Regions from separate parts of the Homo sapiens genome. Here region 1 is linked to region 2. The links are chromatin contacts, found by Hi-C or POLR2A ChIA-PET in ENCODE. All regions are on one chromosome and are shown on one strand. The core of a region is the stretch at or near the end of the contact, and the rest is flanking DNA. Distances in the headings are between cores, read along the strand shown. Region 1 overlaps FOXO1 (forkhead box O1). Region 2 overlaps FOXO1 (forkhead box O1).

Region 1 (2,985 bases), core at 231-2,730, 51 kb after region 2:
TTTTGAGAGAGAGAGAAACCACATTCATCTATCTTTTATTACATTATACTGTTATTATTGGTCTGTTTTATTATTAGTTATTGTTGTTAATCTCTTACTCTGCCTAATGTATAACTATCATAGGTATGTAGGTATAGGGAAAAACGTAGTATACACAGGGTCTGATACTATCCAGTTTCAGGCACTCACTGTGGGTCCTGGAACTATCTCCCTCCTATAAAGGAGGACTACTGTGTATCGGTTTATCTACAATTTTAATGGCAACGTTTTAAAAGAGGAATGACCCACAAACTCCACTTTCCCTGCCCTCGTATTCCTTTCACCAGCAAGACAGAGGTGAAGAATTAAACTTTAATCAGCCACAATTTGAAGAAGGCTGTAAGATGATCTCCAGTATTTGAACCTTGAAATCTGGGTAAAAAAGAACACCTCATGCCTGTAAACCCCATCTCTCCATCAGGATTATCACTTGGTCAATAAGAGATAGCAAAGTCAAAAGTGTCCTCTTTTTGGAGGTGGTGTGTGTGTTGGAGGGCAGGGTCTCTGTAAGAACAGCTATAAGTAAAAGAGATATGGTGAAAGGTCACTAGTCTGTCATCTCTCTCTTCCTGAGGCACATAAGGATGTGACATAGTTACATGTGGTTTGCAAGAGGGCTCCTCCCTTTACAATCTGCTTCTCCGACACCCCTAATCTAATCAATTTTTATTTTCAGTTTGGTGTTTAAAAAAAAAAAAGTTACCACACAGAAAGGACTTTAAGTCTGAAATGTTAATCACATCAAAGTCTGGAACTTCAAAGTTGCAGTTCCCACACCAAGAGCAGCTCCGGTCCCCATCTGCAGTTTGAGTGTTAATCTAGATGGTAGTTTCTCTGATTTAAGACCTTGTTTTATGTGTACAGGGAGTGTGGCCAAGTCACAGGCACTACGAATTTGAATTTCCTGACTCTCACTTGGTTTAGTGGATGATTACGGCGTCAGCATGTGCATTTGAAACAGGTCCCCAAAGAGGAAGCACATTCAGGTCACTTGAACAAACACAAGCGTGAGCCACACCAGAGCCCTCCAGCTGACTGCCTAGCAGCAGTTACACGGTCTCCCATCAGGACCCTGTGACCAGAACTACCAGGCAGCTTTCATGGAACTGAAGTTGGATCCTCACGGCTGGTACCATTAAATGGCTTGTTTTTCTAAGAACCTGTGAAGAGCTTTAACAGACAGAAGAAAGTAAATCAGACCTCTCCTTAAAAAGAAAAAATAAAGGGTGAAAAAACTAGCACTCAACCCGGTATTTTAACTACTGGCAGTTGCCTTTCTTCTACCATGCAACACAGTGGTTTCCAAAGGTATTTTCCAGAAGTTCTGGTTCCTGATTTCAGTGGCTACTCTATTTCAGGAATAAGGACAAAACTCAATACAGAGACAAATGTTGGAAAAGTCCCAGGGAACTAACCTGGCACCAGCAGTTCTGTGCAAGTCCACCCGGCCAGGCCAGGATGCATCTAAAAGCCAAACAGTTTGCTGTGTGCTTGCTTCTCATCGTCTTCGTCTCCTCTAGCAGCTGGAAATTTTAAAGCTAGATATGTTTAACCACCAGGAAACATGCTGACCATGAGCTCAGTCCTCTTCAGAAAGTCAAGAGCACTGCAGGGAATAGGACCTCTTTTCAAAGTGTGATTCTGCAACACAATGGCACCATATTTAATTCATCTGAACATTCTACTTAGCAAGAGGGACCTACAGGACTCAAGGTCACTGGAGTTGCAAGCAGCCTGAAAACATGGTCAATGACGTTTCATTTTGTAAAGAGGAAAACTAAGGAACTGAGGGGACAGCAAATCTTCACGTAGAAGATTTTGTTACTGAGAACAACGCCAGCAACTTTCTCACAGTGCACAGTGGAAGATCTCTTGGCCCTGCAGAGAAGAAAGCACAAGGATAGTGATGCTCCCCTTATCTGGTGGCCAGCCTTCCAACCCCTCGGCCTCTGAAACACTTAGACTATTTAAACAAATGTGAACCAGAAAGTCAGGGCTAAAAGAAAACAATGAAAGCCAAGTGCTAATCCACAGAACTACAGAGCACAGAGATCCTCTCAAATCCTCATCCAGGGCCCGCTGGATTTAAACTGTGTATAAAATAAGGCCAGTTACTTAACACACTTTGTTATAAAGTTTCTCCTGAAAGGCTCATCCCTTCCTATCTTGAAAACCATGCTGAAGTAGCTAGGAGGCAAATCAATGTACACAGTAAGAGGAAGTCTTTGCCAAGCTCCAGAAGACATGGCATAGGTGGGTATGCAAAAAACCCGAAGTTCCCAATGATCACTCCCATCACTCCAGTAAGGCAGAAAAGCACACAGTGAATGCAGAGGTAGATAAAATGCACATTCATGCAGCAAACAACCGCTGAGCACCTACCACCGTGTGGGTTCAAGATAATGAACAAAACAGAGGATGCTTGTCCTTGTGGAGCCTCTGCTCTATGGTGGGGGAGATGGACAAGAATACACACTGGGGGTAGGTGGCAACAAGTGCTATGAGAAATAAAGCAGAGGGGGCCAGACGCAGTGGCTCACGCCTGTAACCCTAGCACTCTGGGAGGCCGAGGCAGGCGGATCACCTGAGGTCAGGAGTTGGAGACCAGACTGGCCAACATGGTGAAACCCCATCTCTACTAAAAATACAATTTAACCGGGCATGGGGGTGCGCGCCTATAATCCCAGCTACTTGGGAAGCTGAGGCAGAACTGCTTGAACCCAGGAGGTGGAGGTTGCAGTGAGCCAAGATCGCACCACTGCACTCTGGGTGACAGAGTGAGACTCCATCTCAAATACATACATACATACATACATACATACATACATACATACATACATACAGCAGAAGGGATGGTGCATGGCATATACCGGGCATGTGAGGAGGCTGTGATTATCAACAATGAGGTCAAGGAAGACTGCTTTGAAAAGGTGACATCTGAGTGAG
Region 2 (3,056 bases), core at 65-2,564:
CTAAAAATACAAAAATTAGTCGGGTGTGGTGGCAGGCGCCAGTAATCCCAGCTACTTGGCAGGCTGAGGCAGGAGAAGGAGACTGCGGTGAGCTGAGATCACTCCAGCCTGGGCAACAAGAGTTAAACACTCTGTCGCCAAAAAAAAAAAAAAAAAAAGAATATAGAAATATAGAGCTGATCAAGAATTAAAGGCCCCCAAATTAATAAGACTTGGATTCATTCACACCTTTAAAGCCCATTAAGCAAATACAAGTGAATGTAAGGAAAACAGAGTCATTGCTTTTGTATTTGAGAAAGCTGACCTGCCAAAAGAAATTTTTTTTTAATTCAAGTAGTGCCCCTACCCTCCAGTTCTACCAATGACCAGTAGTATGAGCAGGATGCACCAACTAACTCCATGACACACCTCCACGTAGCCAGGGGCTACACTGTCCAAACAGACAACCTGGGATGGGAAGAAATGACAGAGAACGCAAAGAGCTCTAACTCTCAAGCTACCGCAGCTTCATAACTAATCATGCCATGTTTATCATCCCTAGGCCAACTAGGGAAGAAAAACCAACAATCTTTCTTTTGAGTACTTCCTGGGTGGCTCTGCTACTTACTTACCTAGGTGACCTTGGGAAGCTGCCTAGCCCCTAATGTGTCTTAAGTTTCCTCACCTGTAAAGCAGGGCTAAATTACAGAGCCTTATCAGGGTTGTTACATGTACTAAATGAGATACATAAAAATGCTCAGCGGTGCCTGGCATGTAAGCAGTCACCATGAAGGGAATATTAGACCCCAACTTAGAATAGTGGTATCCTGCGCCCCAAAGTCCTGCTTCTCTATTCCTATTCAGTGTGGTATGTATAGGAGCTTAGAAGTAGTACAGATACAAACCCACAACTGCAAATATATGGTGAAAGGGGCCAGAGGTGGTCTCTCCAAGTTTCAGCAGAAACACCAGAGCCAGGCTGCAGATGAGAAAGCCATGGTTTGATTCACCTCCTCTACAACACAGAGTAAGATGGTGTTCAGGGGAGTCCGTGGGACACGTGGAAAAGGAGACGAGGGAAACGCTGTGAGCTCCCCAGAAGGAAGGGCCTTGTCTTATAGCTTCTGGCCCCCAGCACAGTACAGGGCACACAGCCACTACACCTTGTTCATTCAGCAGCCTCTTTCCTCAGAGGTCTGCTCCCAAGGAGTGGGATTCTGGGTGCCCTAAGACCCTGGAATGTGCACAGTCTCCCAGCTTTCTTGGCCTCCTCTGCCAACTGGATGCAAGGCTCAGCTGACCATGCCCCCTGCATCTCTGCGGCCCCTCTTCTCAACCACAAAAAGGCTCTGGCTGGATTTGTGGTCACCCAGGGGTGCAGCCACAGCGCCCACATCCTCATGCCATTGACATGGGACGCCCGGGCCCGAGTGCCAACCACTGCGCCTGAGCAGAGCCTCTGCACAGCAGGATGAGGCCTGGCTCCAACACAAACTGGGAGAGAAGTCTTCTCTCATTAAAAGGTGGTAGAAGAGAGAAAATGGAGGGGTCTCACTTTCTAAAGGGAGATGCAAAAGTCAGGGTAAGGCCCAGCAGTCAGGGCTGAGAAATCCACATTTCAAAACGCCCTCTGACTCTCTGTACTGCATTCCGCCTAAAGATTTCAACACAGCAGCTACGTGACAAGCCCTCCTGCCAGAGCATACAGTGAAGTGTGAGAGCGGGGAAGACACCACCGGAGCCCCAGATTCCCGGCTGGAACGGAGCAGGTGTGTGGTGATGGCAGTGACTGTCTCCTGTTCCCAAGAATCCCCACCTTCCTCCACACCCAAGATCTACCCTCACCTCGAGACACGCTGTGAGGAGGGCCAGGGGCTTAGAGTAGGTACAAGAATCCCTAAAAGAGGCCAGGGAGTACATTTCCCTCCCATCCTATTGCATTCCCCTAAGATCCCCAAATTCCTATGGGAAGGCGCCACACACACACATGTATGCTCACAGAGCCACAGCCTTGTCTGCTGTACCCACCAACCCCAGCCGAACCGAGTTCTTAATTCCTCCTTAAGATCAGCAGGCCCGCACTTGGGGTAGCACTGGAATGCAGCCCTGCAGTCTGACCCTGACATTTTCTATACACTGGAAGTCCAGGCATTTGCACAATATTCCATCATGACAGTTTTGTTCTTTGAACACAATAGACACACAGATAAGCTCCGATGAAATCTCTGGAGGAGAGGAAGCTTGACTCCTGTCCCTGTCACATTTAGTTAATGATAAAGGGGGAAGAAAGATCTTCCCAGATAGAAGCTTCCTGGTTGTTGCATTGACTTGGGGAGAGGGGGTGAAGCTCTCTAACATTCATGATAAGCCTGTCAGATCACTGGCAAGCCCAGCTGGGGGTCATTTTTAAAAAGACTGCAGGAGACATAATAAGGAAATCTTTAAAACATTCAAGAAGCGTTCACTAACTCAGGTGGGACATATACTAATTTAGACTTTAAAAAAAAAAAAGCCACAGCAGTCTCCTACTTATCAAAACATCATATTACATATTTTTCTAAGAGGACATTTCAGGTCGCTCTTTGAGTAACAGAGCTGTTTCCTAACTTTGCCAACAATTAAAATTTTTTCCGAACAGGAAAAGGTTTGCTGTGCAGGACTTGTTACATAAATTCCTGTTTTTCACACAGCCAGCGGGACATTAAAGAAGCTACGGTTTCTAGGGGGTGGGGTTTGAAAAGGTAAATTTTGTAAAAATGTGTTGCTATTAACGACGTTGTGTCTGCACTCCCCTACTGGCCACAGGAGAGGCTGGATGGAAGAGCAGTTCACCAGAAGGACTTCGCAGCAGAGCCGCGTGAGACTGCTGGGCTCTGAAATATTATGCCCTTGAACTCTCAACAAATATTACCTGAGGACAGAGGCAGGATGTCAGGACAGAGGTTCATGCCCTGTCAATCACTTGCCCAAATCCAGCGTTTCTACATGACGGCACTAGAGAAACACAAGCCAGCCAATCTCCTCTCCACTAGCTTGTTTCTCTGCAGCCCCACTCACAAGCCTCTGCACACACCCCA

The links. A loop is a pair of places that touch in the nucleus more often than their neighbours do. ChIA-PET counts read pairs that join two places held with the same protein, here RNA polymerase II (POLR2A).
Region 1: a loop to region 2 is called in a map of Right ventricle myocardium inferior, with 2.4 times the contacts of the local background. The contact joins two enhancer-like sites. A Hi-C loop is called at or near these places in 4 of 168 maps with a recorded cell type or tissue (B cell, CD4-positive, alpha-beta T cell, Right ventricle myocardium inferior and 1 more). POLR2A ChIA-PET finds 5 or more read pairs at or near these places in 11 of 52 experiments (B cell, CD8-positive, alpha-beta T cell, T-cell and 7 more).

What each region holds. Positions count from the first base shown.
Region 1 is chr13:40,612,696-40,615,680 of GRCh38, forward strand. All of the region lies in intron 1 of FOXO1 (forkhead box O1), which reads right to left. Among named protein-coding and RNA genes, the nearest start is that of FOXO1, 52 kb to the right of the region's middle. RefSeq lists an enhancer at 601-650. Within about 2 kb of position 1,481, at least 26 of the 41 ENCODE cell types and tissues checked have a DNase peak (open chromatin) inside an H3K27ac peak, as active enhancers do; they include B cell, where a contact is called at or near this core.
Region 2 is chr13:40,561,805-40,564,860 of GRCh38, forward strand. The region is part of intron 1 of FOXO1 (forkhead box O1); the gene reads right to left. Among named protein-coding and RNA genes, the nearest start is that of LINC00598, 82 kb to the left of the region's middle. RefSeq lists an enhancer at 1,524-2,277. Within about 2 kb of position 1,315, at least 12 of the 41 ENCODE cell types and tissues checked have a DNase peak (open chromatin) inside an H3K27ac peak, as active enhancers do; they include B cell, where a contact is called at or near this core.